Regions from separate parts of the Mus musculus genome. Here region 1 is linked to region 2. A link is a loop called in an ENCODE intact Hi-C map of the cell type or tissue named here. Cell type or tissue: left cerebral cortex. All regions are shown on one strand. Each heading gives the region's core, and the rest is flanking DNA. Links, peaks and the distances in the headings are about the cores only. Region 1 overlaps Ppme1 (protein phosphatase methylesterase 1). Region 2 overlaps C2cd3 (C2 calcium-dependent domain containing 3).

Region 1 (6,928 bases), core at 927-5,926, 57 kb after region 2:
GTGTGTGTGTGTGTGTAAGAGAGACTCATTATTCTTTTATTATACTTAAAAGAAAACCTTTGAGATAAGGCAAGTTTTCTTTTCTCTTGGGTACCTTGAATTATGATCACAGTTCATTTACAACATTATTGGTAACTGGGCAAAATCTGTACCGCCTGTTTTCTTCGTTTCCTTCCAGGCAGCAATCATCAGTAGAGTACAGTGTAGGATTGTGGCTCTGGATCTGCGAGGTCACGGTGAGTACAGCTCCTCCCAGTACCTTTAATAATCCCAAACATTAGCAGTGTTAGCAAAAATTAACCTAGTGTACTCCATTTGGGTATTTTGGGAGGAATCATAGCTTGTAGGTAGACTACTATAATTACCATCTTCAGAATAGCTAGCCATAAAGATATGTCTGGAATGTACATCCTAGCTATCCTTAAAGTTGCTATTTTATTGCTCCTGGTTTTATGATTCCTATCACTGAAATTTATTTATGTATTTATCTATCTATTTTAGGAGAAACTAAAGTCAAGAATTCTGAAGACCTGTCAGCAGAAACAATGGCAAAGTAAGGAAGCAAACAATGATAGATTGCCTGAGTCTTGACACCATCATAAATAGTAGTGCAATTTTATTATGCTGCTGGTGAAATTGTTGGACAGTCCTTAACACACAGATTTCATTTCTGTTCTCTCTTCTCTTTTATCCTTATTAATATCCTTCTTGGTTTATCCAGTCTGGTGGTTATCACACAAATTGTCTAGTTTGTGCAGGCTTTTGGAAATTTTCCTTCTTTGGGTGAAACTAAATGGAATGTGGGTATGTATCTTTTATAGTCTTCTGTTTGGAGAAATATTTGAATATAAGTAGCCTTGAATGCATATTAAGGTAGCCTGCATGAATTCATTAGCTAGTATCACAGGAAAGTGAAGGCAGGCTATGGAAGAATAGCTGCTTAGAAACTGGGCCTCTAAGTCAAGTAGTGTATATTCCATACTTCTCAATGTGTTCACTCATCAGGGTCATATAGCAAAAAATGCAAGTGCACTGGACAGACCCCAGACCTGCTGAATCAGTATTTTTAGCAGTAAAACCTAGACATATAATATACTTTAAAATATTTTTATTATTTATGGGTATAGATAGTTTGCCACATGTTTGCCTGGTCCCTCAGGAACCTCTGGAAAAGCTGCTAGTGTAGTGTTGTTGTTTTGTTTTTGTTTTTCAAGACAGAGTATCTCTGTGTTCCCTGGCTGTTCTGGAACTTGCACTGTAGACCAGGCTGTCGTCCTTGAATTCAGAGATCCACCTGCCTCTGCCTCCCTAGTGCTGGGATTAATGACATAGGCCACAACTGCCTGGCTGCAGCCAGTGCTCTTACCCACTGAGCTGTCTCTCCAAGCCCTGTTATGCATTTTAGACCCGGTCTACCTTCATACATTTACAACTTTCATAGTAAATGTCTAACTCAGTTAATATGTATTTTAAGATGTGTAATTTAATGTCTTCCAGAACATTTTATTTAACTCATTTCATCCTTATCAACTAAAATTTTACTAGAATTGAGAATTTTTCTGGAAGTTATACACTGATATTTGTTCTAAACTTTAATCTATTTTTTTAAAGATTTGCCCCTAAATAATAGAATCATACCCCACATGGCTTTAGATTAATTAATTGAGCCAATTGTCTATGTGTAAGTACATATATATCTTTACATAGGAATGAACATACAGTTTTTTTCTGCTCTGTCATATTGATATATAGTAATATGACTTGGCTTTCCTTTCTGAAGCTGTGTAAGTCTCCTATGTTACTTGTTCTAAAGACTTCTCCTCATCTAAGTCACCTTTGTTCTTGAACTGTGCTGACTTTATGGGTCCATAGTGCTGGATTCCAAGGAAAGGGGCTTTAATTATCCTTAATGTGGTAGCAGAAATTTGCAGCTTTTTTCCTTGTAATTTTGGTAGAAATACAATGTTATTTTGGTAGACCCAATGAATTTAATTGCTGGCTAATTTTACAGTTGATAAGTATGTCTGAGTGAGTGTCTTAGAGAATAGTAGAAAGGACCCTTTCAGACAAGGTTGTGGAAGAATGACATTAGATGACACATGTGCATGACAGGTCCTTGCCTGACATTGCTGCATCACTACAGTAGTTTATTAGGCTCACAGTTTAGAGCCAGATACTAGTCTTGGATTATAGTATGGTAAAGGAGATAGCTGTGAGCCAGAGAGAACGCTCTTTATAACAGTCACTCCTTCATTACTCTATAAAGCAGTTTTATGGCCCAGTCACTTTTGTAAGTCCTACCTTTTTCTACTACTCTCTAGAACAAAAGCCAACAAGAATATAGACCGAAGTTAAGCACAATGTTTAACTTTTATCAATGATTGCTTTTCCAACAGAAATACTGCAAACTTGCAAAGAATTATACTTTACAATATATGAATTTGAAAAAGGCATTTGTTAATCACAGCTACACTGAATAAGTTTTAGTTTTTTCCTTTGCACTAAGTAACACTTTGCCTTTCCCAAGGTATCTTGTCTTTTGAAGCAACACTGCTGTAAAGGAAACTTGGATTTTCTTTCTTTTTTCTTTTTTTCTTTTTTTTCTTTTTCTTTCTTTTTTTTTAACTTTTGAATTCTCTTTTCAGCTGAGTCTTTTCATTTGAATAGTACTTTACCTTTTGGATAACAGTTTACATTCACTTCTCACTCATTTCTCAAAGCAGCTCCTACAGATTGTCCTCTGACTTCCACATGTGCGCACACACACACACACAAATGTAAAACAAATAAGTTATGTTAGATGACAGAAAAAAGCTCCTAGTGAAGTTGATATAGCTCATACAGAGGCTGATCGTATGCTGCTACCCCAAGCCTTATTGCATTATTCATGGAAAAACAGAGGCTTAGAGTAAATTATTTCTCCGGAATGCCAAGCTTAAATTAACATACAGTTGTATATTTATATGATTGTACTAAATTTGTAGGATGATAAAAGGATGGTACTAAGAAAGATCAGAAATTTGGGGTTCTTAGTCCTTAACTGGCCATTTATCTGGAGAACTAGGTGTGTTGCTCTCTGCATAGATACTAGGGACCGTGCATGCAGGCTTACATAGGTGTCTTTGTAGAGTGGCCCTGTGAGTCTTTACCATTTCCCACAACGTTTAGTTACAGTCCAACAGAAGAAACTGAGAAAGCAAGCTATTTTTGGTGTCTTCCTCCAGCACTCTCAGTTTTCTCTTTCTTTGCAGAGATGTTGGCAATGTGGTGGAAGCCATGTATGGAGACCTCCCTCCTCCAGTCATGCTGATTGGGCACAGCATGGGTGGCGCCATTGCAGTGCACACAGCCGCAGCTAACCTGGTACCAAGCCTCTTGGGCCTTTGCATGATTGATGTTGTAGAAGGTAAGTTTTCTTAGTACTGATCAAACCAGATTCAGTCATTTGTAGGAGGTCCCCTGGTATGGTATTACCTTGGCCTTAATTTAGTCTCAATTTCATTCATCTTGAAGTGTACCCCTATGTCTTTGTGTCTTTATACAATCAGCTAGAGAAAGTACCCAAGATGCTGAAGGGGTCTGCAACCCTATAGGAGGAACAACAATATGAACTAATCAGTACCCCTAGAGCGTGTGTCTCTAGCTGCATATGTATCAGAAGATGGCCTAGTCGGCCATCATTGGAAAGAGAGGCCCTTGGTCTTGCAAACTTTATATGCCCAGTACAGGGGAACACCAGGGCCAAGAAGTGGGAGTGGGTGGGTTGGGGAGCAGGGCAGGGGGAGGGTATAGGGGACTTTTGGGATAGCATTTGAAATGTAAATGAAGAAAATATCTAATAAAAGATTATACAGTCATTTTTCATGTTACCAAAAACTATTCAAGAATACCTTTTTATGGCTGAATAATACTTCTAATCATGTGCATGTATGTCTCTTAGTTTTCCATTTAAAAAGAAACTGCTTTTAATTTTCTGACTTACCCTGAGAATCTCACTGCTGCTTGTACAGGTTAGCTATATCTATTGATGTGTGCCACACAAGGAGTGAATACCAGTAGTCAAGAATTGCTGAGACTCATATTGGAAGCTGGCTTGTGTTAATTCTTGCAATGTTATTAAATTGCATCTTTACTTTTACCCAAGTATCACTGAATTTTCCTGTTACCAGGAGCAAAGATATAGAGTTGACTCAATTTGACAGTTTTGCCCCTGTGACAAAATATCTGAGATAAGCAATTTAAAGGAGGAAAGGTTTTTGGTCCACAGTGTCAGGTTTGGGTCTGTGGCTAGTGGGTCCATTTCTTTTAGGATGTGGAGAGTCAGCATTTCATACAGAGGGAGGGAGACTGTACTCCCAGGGCTTGCCCCGAGTTACTGCTTCCTCTAAGTAGGTCCTGCCTCCAAACAGCCTGCTCAGTATGCACTCAACAATAGATACTCTATCAGTGAAGTTAGTATCTTCATTATTTAACCACCTCTCAATAGTGTGAACAGCTGGTGACCAAGCCATCCACACGTGAACCTTTTGGGGAGGAGTCTGCCCGTACAAGTAATGGCATCCCGTCATTGTGAATGTGAAGAGTAACATGAGCAGCTTTGTTCACATGGTGATACAGGCATAGGCAAGGGTGAGTAGGACTCCAATAGCACAGGAAGTAATCTGAACAATTAACCACTGGAAGTCCACGGTGGCCTTCAGAGCAGGAAAGGATCTCTGAAAGCTAGATCATAGTGGAGATCAATATCCAATATATAAATATATTAATATCCAGCATATAAAAACATATACTGTATACATAAATACAGTATGTATAAATATATGTGTATACACACACACACATACATATATATATTTAATGTATATGTAAAATTCAACACCAGAAGGTGATATCATTTAGTCAATGAATGGGCTAAAAAAAAAAGTTCTCAAAAGAAGAAAAACAAATTGCTAATAAAGAATAGAAAAACTATTTCATATCCTTAATCATCATGGAGATGCAAATTAAAACTGTTTTTGAGATTTCAAGCACCTTAGTCAAGATTCCTGTCATCACTAAAACAAATGATTGCTTGGTGGTAAGGATATGAGGAAGGAGGGACCCTTACTCGTTGCTGACTGGAATGTAGCCACACTGGAAATCAGTATGGAGATTCCTCAAAAATTGGAACTACCAATGACCCAACTCTACCTGTTTTGGTAGAAATCAGAATACCAGAGACACACCCATTGTAAAGCTGCTATGTTCACAATAGCCAGGGAATGGAACTAGCCTGGATATCCAGTATAGATGCATTAGATAAAATGTGATACATATGTGCAAAGAAAGTTTATGCAGCCATAAAGAAAAAAGGAAATCATGACATTTGCAGGAAAACAGATGAAACTGTAAATCATTATGTGTCTTAGAGATTTATTGCTAAGAGGAGACACCACGACCAAGCAACTCTTTTTTTGTTTGTTTTTCTGTTTTTTTGTTTTTTTCAAGACAGGGTTTCTCTGTATAGCCCTGGCTGTCCTGGAACTCACTTTGTAGACCAGGCTGGCCTCGAACTCAGAAATCTGCCTGCCTCTGCCTCCTGAGTGCTGGGTTTAAAGGCGTGCGCCACCACACCCAGCGACCATGCAACTCTTATAAAGGAAAACATTTAACTGGGGCTGGCTTACAGGTTCAGAGGTTCAGTCCATTATCATCATGGTGGAAGCATGGCAGTGTGCAGGCAGAGATGGTACTGGAGGAGCTGAGAGGTCTACATCTCGATCTGAAGGTAGCCAAGGAGGAGACCCTCTACTCTCTTCTGTGCTGGGCGGGGCTTGAGCATTAGGAGCCCTCAAAGCCCACCTCCAGAGTGACACACTTCCTCCAATAAGGAGGAGCCTCAGATACTTGGGAGGCAGAGACAGGAAGATTTCTGTGTTTGAGGCCAGCCTGGTCTACAGACTGAGTTCCAGGACAGCCAGGGCTACACAGAGAAACCCTGTCTTGAAAAAAAACAAAAAAAAAAAAAAAAAAAAAGGAGGAACCTCAGAGAACTCTCCCATGTTCTCTTTCATATGTGGAAAGTAAATTTAAAATTGTGTGTGTGTGAGAGGGAGGGAGGGAGGGAGGGAGGGAGGGAGAGGGAGCTATAAAAGATCATCGTGAGAGGAGGACACTATCTTAAGGTGGTGAGAGGGTAATGGGTTATATATGATAAGAGATCAGAAGAGGGGACTTAACTGGGGGAGAAGGAAAGCCAGCTGGAGCGGGGCGTGAAAGGAGTAGTCAGGGAGGGGAGTGTGAGCACCCAGCAACAAAGTATGGCAGGAGTGATGGAGCCAGGATTTGTGTACTAACCTAAAAAGGGAAAAGAAATATTTAGTACAATTTGTAAAGCAAGAAAACGAAAAAGTTTATTGATATATTTAAAATTTTGTTTCAGGTACCGCCATGGATGCACTTAATAGCATGCAGAATTTCTTGCGTGGTCGACCTAAAACCTTCAAGTCTTTGGAGAATGCTATTGAATGGAGGTAACCCACAAACCTAAGACTTAATTTTAAATGTTATATTCTAACCTGCCCCGCCTCTCTTTTCTTCCTCCCTCCCTCCCTCCTTGCCTCCCTCCTTCCCATCCTCCCTCTATTTTTAAGTCAGCTCAGGTACTAAGATAAACAGGTGAGTCTCCCTTTCTGTGATAGTATGTAAGGAAATAGTTCAAAGCAGAGTATTTTTTAAATGTTTCATACTTGCCGCAGTCCTCTGTAAAGTGTGCCTAATATACCATCTCCTAGGACATTAGTGGTCGCAGGCCACCTGCTGTCCAGCTGGGTTTGCCCTGAAGTTGAGGACTTAGACCAGGTGGTCTGCAAGGCCGCCTCCTCCTCTGAAGCTCCATGGTTCTACATCCACTTTCTGTGTTTGACATAAAATGATAAAGAAATAGCAG
Region 2 (6,928 bases), core at 704-5,703:
TACAATTGGAAAAAGCCAGGTAGCTTGTTTGTGGTTGCCAGCTACAAGGGGCAACCCACATTTTTATCTCCAGGAGTCTGAAGTCTGCTTTTCTATCACAGTAGAACTGAGAAAGGACAGATGTCACAGTGTCATTGAGCTGGTGCAAAGGCTATTTTTCCTCGTACTATCCATTCTGTAAGTCATTTATTCTCAGTTTAATTGTGCTTAAGATTAATGATATTTCACAAACTGCCTTCATGAGAGAAATCAGTTGAAAAATTCCCTTTATTTTTGTTTTGATTAAAGGCACCCTCTGTAATTGACTATCAATTAGCCTCTTGTATCACAAAATGCAAAATAAACAGGAGGCATGATGATTATTTGGCTTCAAATGAAAAAGGTCCTCACTCAGTATGCTAACACAGTGTGATTGGGAAAGCCCGGCTGCTCAAGCCTGTCTTATCTAGCTTCCACCTTTTAGAACTTCTCGGGGCATTACCTGTTGACCCATAATCAGGATGACAAATTAACTCAAAGGCCAGAGTAGAAAGATGTTTGCTCATTAGTTTTCCTTTAATAACATCTTTTACAAATGGGCACAGATGCCTGACATGGTTATATATGCTTTTAATCCCAGCAATTAAGAGGTAGAGGCAGGTGGATCTCTATGAGTTCGAGGCCAGCCTGGTCTGTATAGTGAGTTCCAGGCCAGCCAAAGCTACATAATAGGACCCTGACTCAGACAAAACAAAACAAACAAACAATAAAAATAGTTACAGATGAGACAATCAAAATCTAAGTAGGTTCATAGTTTAAAATTAATTAGGGCAAATATAAATTGGGTTGTTAAGAAGCTTGGAATATCAGGAACCAAAACCACACATGATAATGCTGAATTTCTAAGCTGTGACTATTATTACTATTACTCAATATTAAAATGTCAAACATGGCCTTTGGAGCAGAACATGAACATGCTAGCTTCTTGGTCTTCCTGATGCCTCATGACCAAGTTGTTTAGGCCTAGGTAGGTAGCTGTTACCTGGCTAGCCCACCATCATAAGGATGCTTTCTCATATGTTTCTGCTGTTACTAGGAAACTTTCTAATGCCAAGATTGATTCTGTGCCTTGGAAACCAATCATGATAGAAGTCAGTAGAGCTGCTTTGTCTAGTTACCCACAATAAGCTTGGAGCCAAACCAACCCCCCAACAGCACTTCCTTCACATGTATTTTCTTTTATAAGTCGCCTCTGGGATGGACCCCAACATAAGAAAGACACCTGCAACTATTTGGAATATGATTTCCATTTTGAGTAGTGGTCCAGTAAAGTTTAAGTTCCCAAGACCTCCCTGGGAACTGACATCCTACTTGGCAGAAAGAGAGATGAGCCCGGGTAACTGATACCCTGGTTGGTAAGTGAAGACATGAATGTCTGACAAGTCCCATCCCGGTAGGCAAGTTAGGACATGGATATTAGACAAGACAAACCCCAGACACAGTTGAATATCCCAACAAATGGGAGCAGGATAAGTGTACAACAAAGACATATTCCTAACGGAAATCCCCCTACCCCCAAAGCTTGATTGGTGGAATAACTTGGCTCATTTGTCTGTGGATTTTGGGCTTAAAAATCCTATAGAACCTTAACTTGGGGTCAAAGTTCAGCTCCTGAGCCTGAACCATGTCCTTATACATCAAATTTGGAGTGTGGCTTTCAATAAACTATCCCTATTTGACTGAGATTGGTGTCTGAGTGGTTTGTGCGGCGATTCCCAGACCCCCAAACAACTGGCTCAATGTCTCCATCAACAAATGCTTTCTGAAGTTACTTTGCTCACATAGCATGGGGGGATTACTTACGTGTTCTTCCAACATTCATTTACTGGTTGTCTTTTGTCTTTGCTGTATGGGTAAGAAGAACATTTCCACATTCACAGCAGAAGGATCAGAAGAAGGAAAAAGCAGGGATGCAAAGAAGAGCCGGGATGTCTGAGGAGTGGGATGAGACGCTATTGTGGAGACACCAGCGAGTCCATGTAAAAATGGGACATGAGGTCAGGCAGGGAAGTTGGGGCAGGGTTCTAAAGCCAGGTTTAAAGCTTATGAGTGGGGGACAGTAAGACTTCAGGTGACTTCAGTAATGTCTAGGGTAAGGATTCCAGTTCTGCTATTTAACAGCTTATAAGCTATTTATTTATTTATTTATTTATTATTTTTTTATAGATTGGTTTTCTGTGTGTAGCAAGCTGGCCTTAAACTCAGAGATTTCACCTGCTTCTGCCTCCCAAAGCCTGGGATTAAAGTTGTGCACCACCACTACCCAGCAAGTGTTTTTATTTTTTGAGGCTGAGTCTGATTATGCAGCCCTGAATTTGCTCTGTAACCATGGCAGGCCCAAAACCCAGGATCCTGCCTCAGAATCCCAAGTACTTGGATTACAGGTGTACATCACCACAGGCTAGCTTCCTTGTATACAATTTCTCTAAGCTGTTTTTCATGGTATGTAAAAGTGAAAGTACTATCTCATGGTCTAGTAAAAGAATTAAATTGAAGTAAAAGTGAATTAAAAACATTTGGCACAGTTCATAATTAATTAACTTCCCTGCCTGACCTCATGTCCCACTTTTACATGGACTCGCTGGTGTCTCCACACTAGCATCTCATTACTGCATTAGGCCAGTGCTACATTCTCTATTCTCTTGCAACTGTCATTCAGTTAACTGGATTCCTTGTAGTGCATTAATTCCCAGTTTTACGTGGACTGGGAATATAGCCAAATGCTAGAGCACTTGCCCACACACACAAAGCCCTGAGATCAATCACCAGCACTACGCAGGAAAAAAGGATACGCACAACATCCCTTTTCTCTATACAACTTCCTTCTATACCCTTGTGCTGGTTAGATTTTTGTGACTGGCCTACAGACAAGTCTATAGGACATTTTCTTGATTAGTGATTGAAGTGAAAAGGCCCAGGATGTCCCTGACAGGTGGTACTAGGTTGTATAAAAAGGTAGGTGTCAGGAGCCATAATAGGACAAGCTAATAACTAGCAGGTGATCTTCCTGAGATGGACTGCTTCAGATTATAATATAATCTGTGACAGATTTGCTCTGATAGGCGAGACACAGGGGAATTCATTTTAGGAAAGATTCTTGCTATTAATATGATTTTCCTGTTATTATTAAACATACTAGCCCACCTCTTTTGAGCAGACCTCTGCAGATCTACGAAGATGTACTGTCTTGTGGTGATGCTATATAGACAAATAGATGACTTCTTAAATCTTAATGATGATCCTGTAAGAATTCCTAAACTATATAGGCTCTTTCATAGTGGGACTGCTACTAGGTCCTTTTCTGATATTCAAAACTGCAATGAGAACTCTGTCAGTCTCCCAAGTGTCACCAGTAAATTGCTCTTAGATAGTAACCAGACTTTCTCCTACTCAGAGCACATTCCAAGAGGTTGTAAAACAATTAACCAAAGGTCATAAAAAGGGAACTAATGATTTATTGTAGGTGCTAGGACAGAAGATAAAATATTGACTGGGTTTATCTATACAAAACTTCACTAATAACTTAGTTATGGCTTTCAACCTTCTATGAACCTGTGGAGCTGTGACAGGTGATGGATGTTTAGCCAGATAATCACTCCTAATGGATATGCAGGTAAACATTCTCTGTTGTAAACTTCTTTTTTTTTTTTTTTTTTCATTTTCACATATATATTTTTTTTCCATTTTTATTAGGTATTTAGCTCATTTACATTTCCAATGCTATACCAAAAGTCCCCCATACCCACCCACCCCCACTCCCCTACCCACCCACTCCCCCTTTTTGGCCCTGGCGTTACCCTGTACTGGGGCATATAAAGTTTGCGTGTCCAATGGGCCTCTCTTTCCAGTGATGGCCGACTAGGCCATCTTTTGATACATATGCAGCTAGAGTCAAGAGCTCCGGGGTACTGGTTAGTTCATTATGTTGTTCCGCCTATAGGGTTGCAGATCCCTTTAGCTCCTTGTTGTAAACTTCTATTTCAATTTATGATTTGATTTTTTGTGTGAACTTGTGATGAACTTTTTAACATGTGATCATGTATTCTGAAAGATGTATAAGTACTGAGGACAAAGAAATGAGAAAAAGAATTTTTCCTTGCCCCATTTAGGATCTTTTCGTTTTTTTCCCTTAGATAGCTTTCATAGAAAAGCTTTTACAACTTGGTAATAAACCTACAATCATGGCTGGAAGTGTCCTGCGACTTTGGACTGAAAGTTAGAGCCTGCTATCTCCTGCTGAGATAGAACAAAGGCCACATTACTTAATTCTCTGCTGTTAGGGTACAGGTGTTAACTGCCCAAGTCAGTAGCCTTTTACCCTCAGAAAGAGCAAGAAAGTTTTTAGGATTTTCTAGAAGTTATCTTCAGCATTTCAGTACAGTTAGAAAGCTAGAATGTCCAGAGACCCTCAGACTTTAAAGCCACACCAGAGTCCTACTGTCTCCCCCTCACCACTACCCTCTCCAGGACGGAGGTTCCTGGCAGGTAGGCTAAGTGAGCCTGAGGAACACGTCAGGAAGTGCTGATCCTCTACTCTCTCCTTGAGTTCCTGCCCTGCCCTTCCTCACTGACAGAAGATTTAAGCTGAAATAAATCTTTTCTTCTCCAATTGCTTTTGGTCATAATTTTACCACATCAACAGAAAGCAAACTAAGACAGCCATTTCTCTGCCTTTCAAAACTCTCAAGTCTGTTAAACCTTTTGTGCCTGCTTATGCTCTGCCTGACAATATCATATAATCATAAATGCCTAACCCCACCCCCCGACCCCAACACACACACACACACACACACACACACACACTTTGTCTCAATTCTGGCAGCCCTCCCTGACTTACTACCAATTCAGAATAAACTACCTTGTTTTTACTACATGTTTTTTTTTCCCCCCTGACATACAAAAAAGGAAACTCAGAAGTGTGGTGGTCTGAATACAGTTAGAGTGCATCCCAAAAAGCTTTTATAGAGAAAGCCTGGCCCTCAGTGACCAGTAAGTCGTTAGGGAAGAAGAGATGCTTAGTTCTGTTAGGACAAGTCTTTAGAAGGGATGATGGTAGAACCTGGTCCTGCCGTGATGGCATCCTGTTTGGTGATGTGACCCCTTTCTCATATATACCATGAGATGTGCAGCCACTGTGGTCCTTACCAGAGTTTACACTGAGCTACACAAACCTCTCTTTTTATAAAGTTAGCCTACCTTAGGTATTCTGTTATAGTAACAAAAACTGGACTTATACGAGGAACATGACAGCAACCTTCAGGACAGACTACTTATGGAAAGCGACTAGGCTTCTTATGTACAGTGTCTAGAAGATGCTAAACCAGCAACAGATCATTAGGCTTGACAAAAAAAAAAAAGTTGGAATAAGCAGAACTGCCTGGAAAGAATTCCCTATCTTACAAGCCAACAGAGAGGGTTTTGTCACCCGTGAGTAGAAATGTTCTGGACTCTTCTGTATAGATACCAGTGGGTTCCAAGGCATGCCTGTGCTAGCTGTTTCTTAGAAGTGCTCTGAGGAAGCCTGGGATATACTGGAACACAGGCTCTGGATGCAGGGGACTCTGAATCTGATTCTGGCTCTGACACTTGCTACATATCCTTGGAACAAAAGACTTGTGCCTTCTAGGCCCGTCTCTTTATCATCTTCCTCAGCTATAATTATTACTACATAAGTTATATGTAAAATGATAGCTTCCTGCAAGTGTGAGGCCTGGCTACTGAGTGCCGTGTTCCCCACTTGTAGAGCTTCAGATTCAATGACTTACAGGCACTGTGTAAAACAAGTTCTCCAGCAGACTCTGGTCATACTGAGGATCATTCAGGTCACTGCTGCAGTACTCATCACTCCCAGGAGTCGGGGAATCTGGAGGAGAGCCTAATCCATTCCAGAAATGACCTTGGGACAATTCAGCACTGGAGACAGGAAAAACAAAGCCAAGGACTTAACAGAAGGTTCAGCAGAGCTCCTGTCTCTCTGTCTCTGGCAAAGCTTCCTAACATTCTAAATGTGAAAGAACGTACGCTAAGGATGCACTCTAAACTGACTACTGGGTGACATTTTCCAACTCTATTTCCTCTCTCTTAGGATGACGTCAACTAGTACTCAAACCCCACTACTGACTCGCACTGTGCTCTCATGCAGCAAGTGGCTGTTGGCCATTGTGTGTACGGTTGCCATAGAGACGGCTAACCTAAGTCCAGCTGGACCCCTGTGCTATCTGTGCCCTGACAGGCAGGAAAAATGGCACCTATCATTCTGTAAAGCAGATGTTTTTGTAAAAAAAAATGGCTAATTTACAAAAACACCTTCAATTAAGCAAACACATGTACTTTGGAATTATTATGACATGGTTAGTTTTATACTGGATAGAAAAATGAATAAAACATTACAAGGAGTTTATAAACTAAGGAAGTAAGTATATAAATAACTATAAACTCAACATTTTAATGAATATTTTTTATTTTTCTTTCTCTTACAGTAACTTAATATTATTGAACTTAATCTAATGAACATTTATGAATAATAAAGCAGTAATATTAAATACTGTGTGCTGACCCAACTTAATACTTACTATTCCTCAGCTTCCCTATTAAGCTACCACTGTTTTTCTTTAATTTCTAAAGAAATTTGCACAATCATCACTTTCAAATAAGACAATGTTTCCATATTATTTCAAAAACTTTTATTTTTATTCTTTAGAGACGTGTGTGTGTGTGTGTGTGTGTGTGAGCATGTATATGCATTTGCAGACAACCTGTAGGAGTGGATTCTCTCCTACCACATGGGCTCCAAGGATAGAACTCAGTCTGTCAGGCTGGGGAAGAGCCTTTATCTGCTGAGCTGTCTTGCTAGCTTGGAACTTTACAACTGCTCTTTTTAAAAAGGATT

Evidence for each region. Hi-C counts contacts between places; a loop is a spot of excess contacts. Peaks named below come from ENCODE experiments on the same cell type or tissue, not always from the same donor. Only the 100,000 strongest peaks of a DNase experiment are listed, where the experiment ranks them.
Region 1: it touches region 2 in a loop (2.4-fold over the local background); 6 of 42 quality-filtered maps call a loop at or near these places.

What each region holds. Positions count from the first base shown.
Region 1 is chr7:100,341,430-100,348,357 of GRCm38, reverse strand. It overlaps Ppme1 (protein phosphatase methylesterase 1), which reads left to right. Exons shown (of 14, transcript NM_028292.2): 4 at 179-236; 5 at 502-553; 6 at 3,252-3,406; 7 at 6,422-6,512. Among named protein-coding and RNA genes, the nearest start is that of Ppme1, 27 kb to the left of the region's middle. In left cerebral cortex, for the core only: no CTCF peak of the experiment used is centred there; a DNase peak (open chromatin) is centred at 3,164.
Region 2 is chr7:100,398,692-100,405,619 of GRCm38, reverse strand. It overlaps C2cd3 (C2 calcium-dependent domain containing 3), which reads right to left. Exons shown (of 33, transcript NM_001017985.3): 8 at 5,805-5,952. Among named protein-coding and RNA genes, the nearest start is that of C2cd3, 30 kb to the right of the region's middle. In left cerebral cortex, for the core only: no CTCF peak of the experiment used is centred there; no DNase peak of the experiment used is centred there.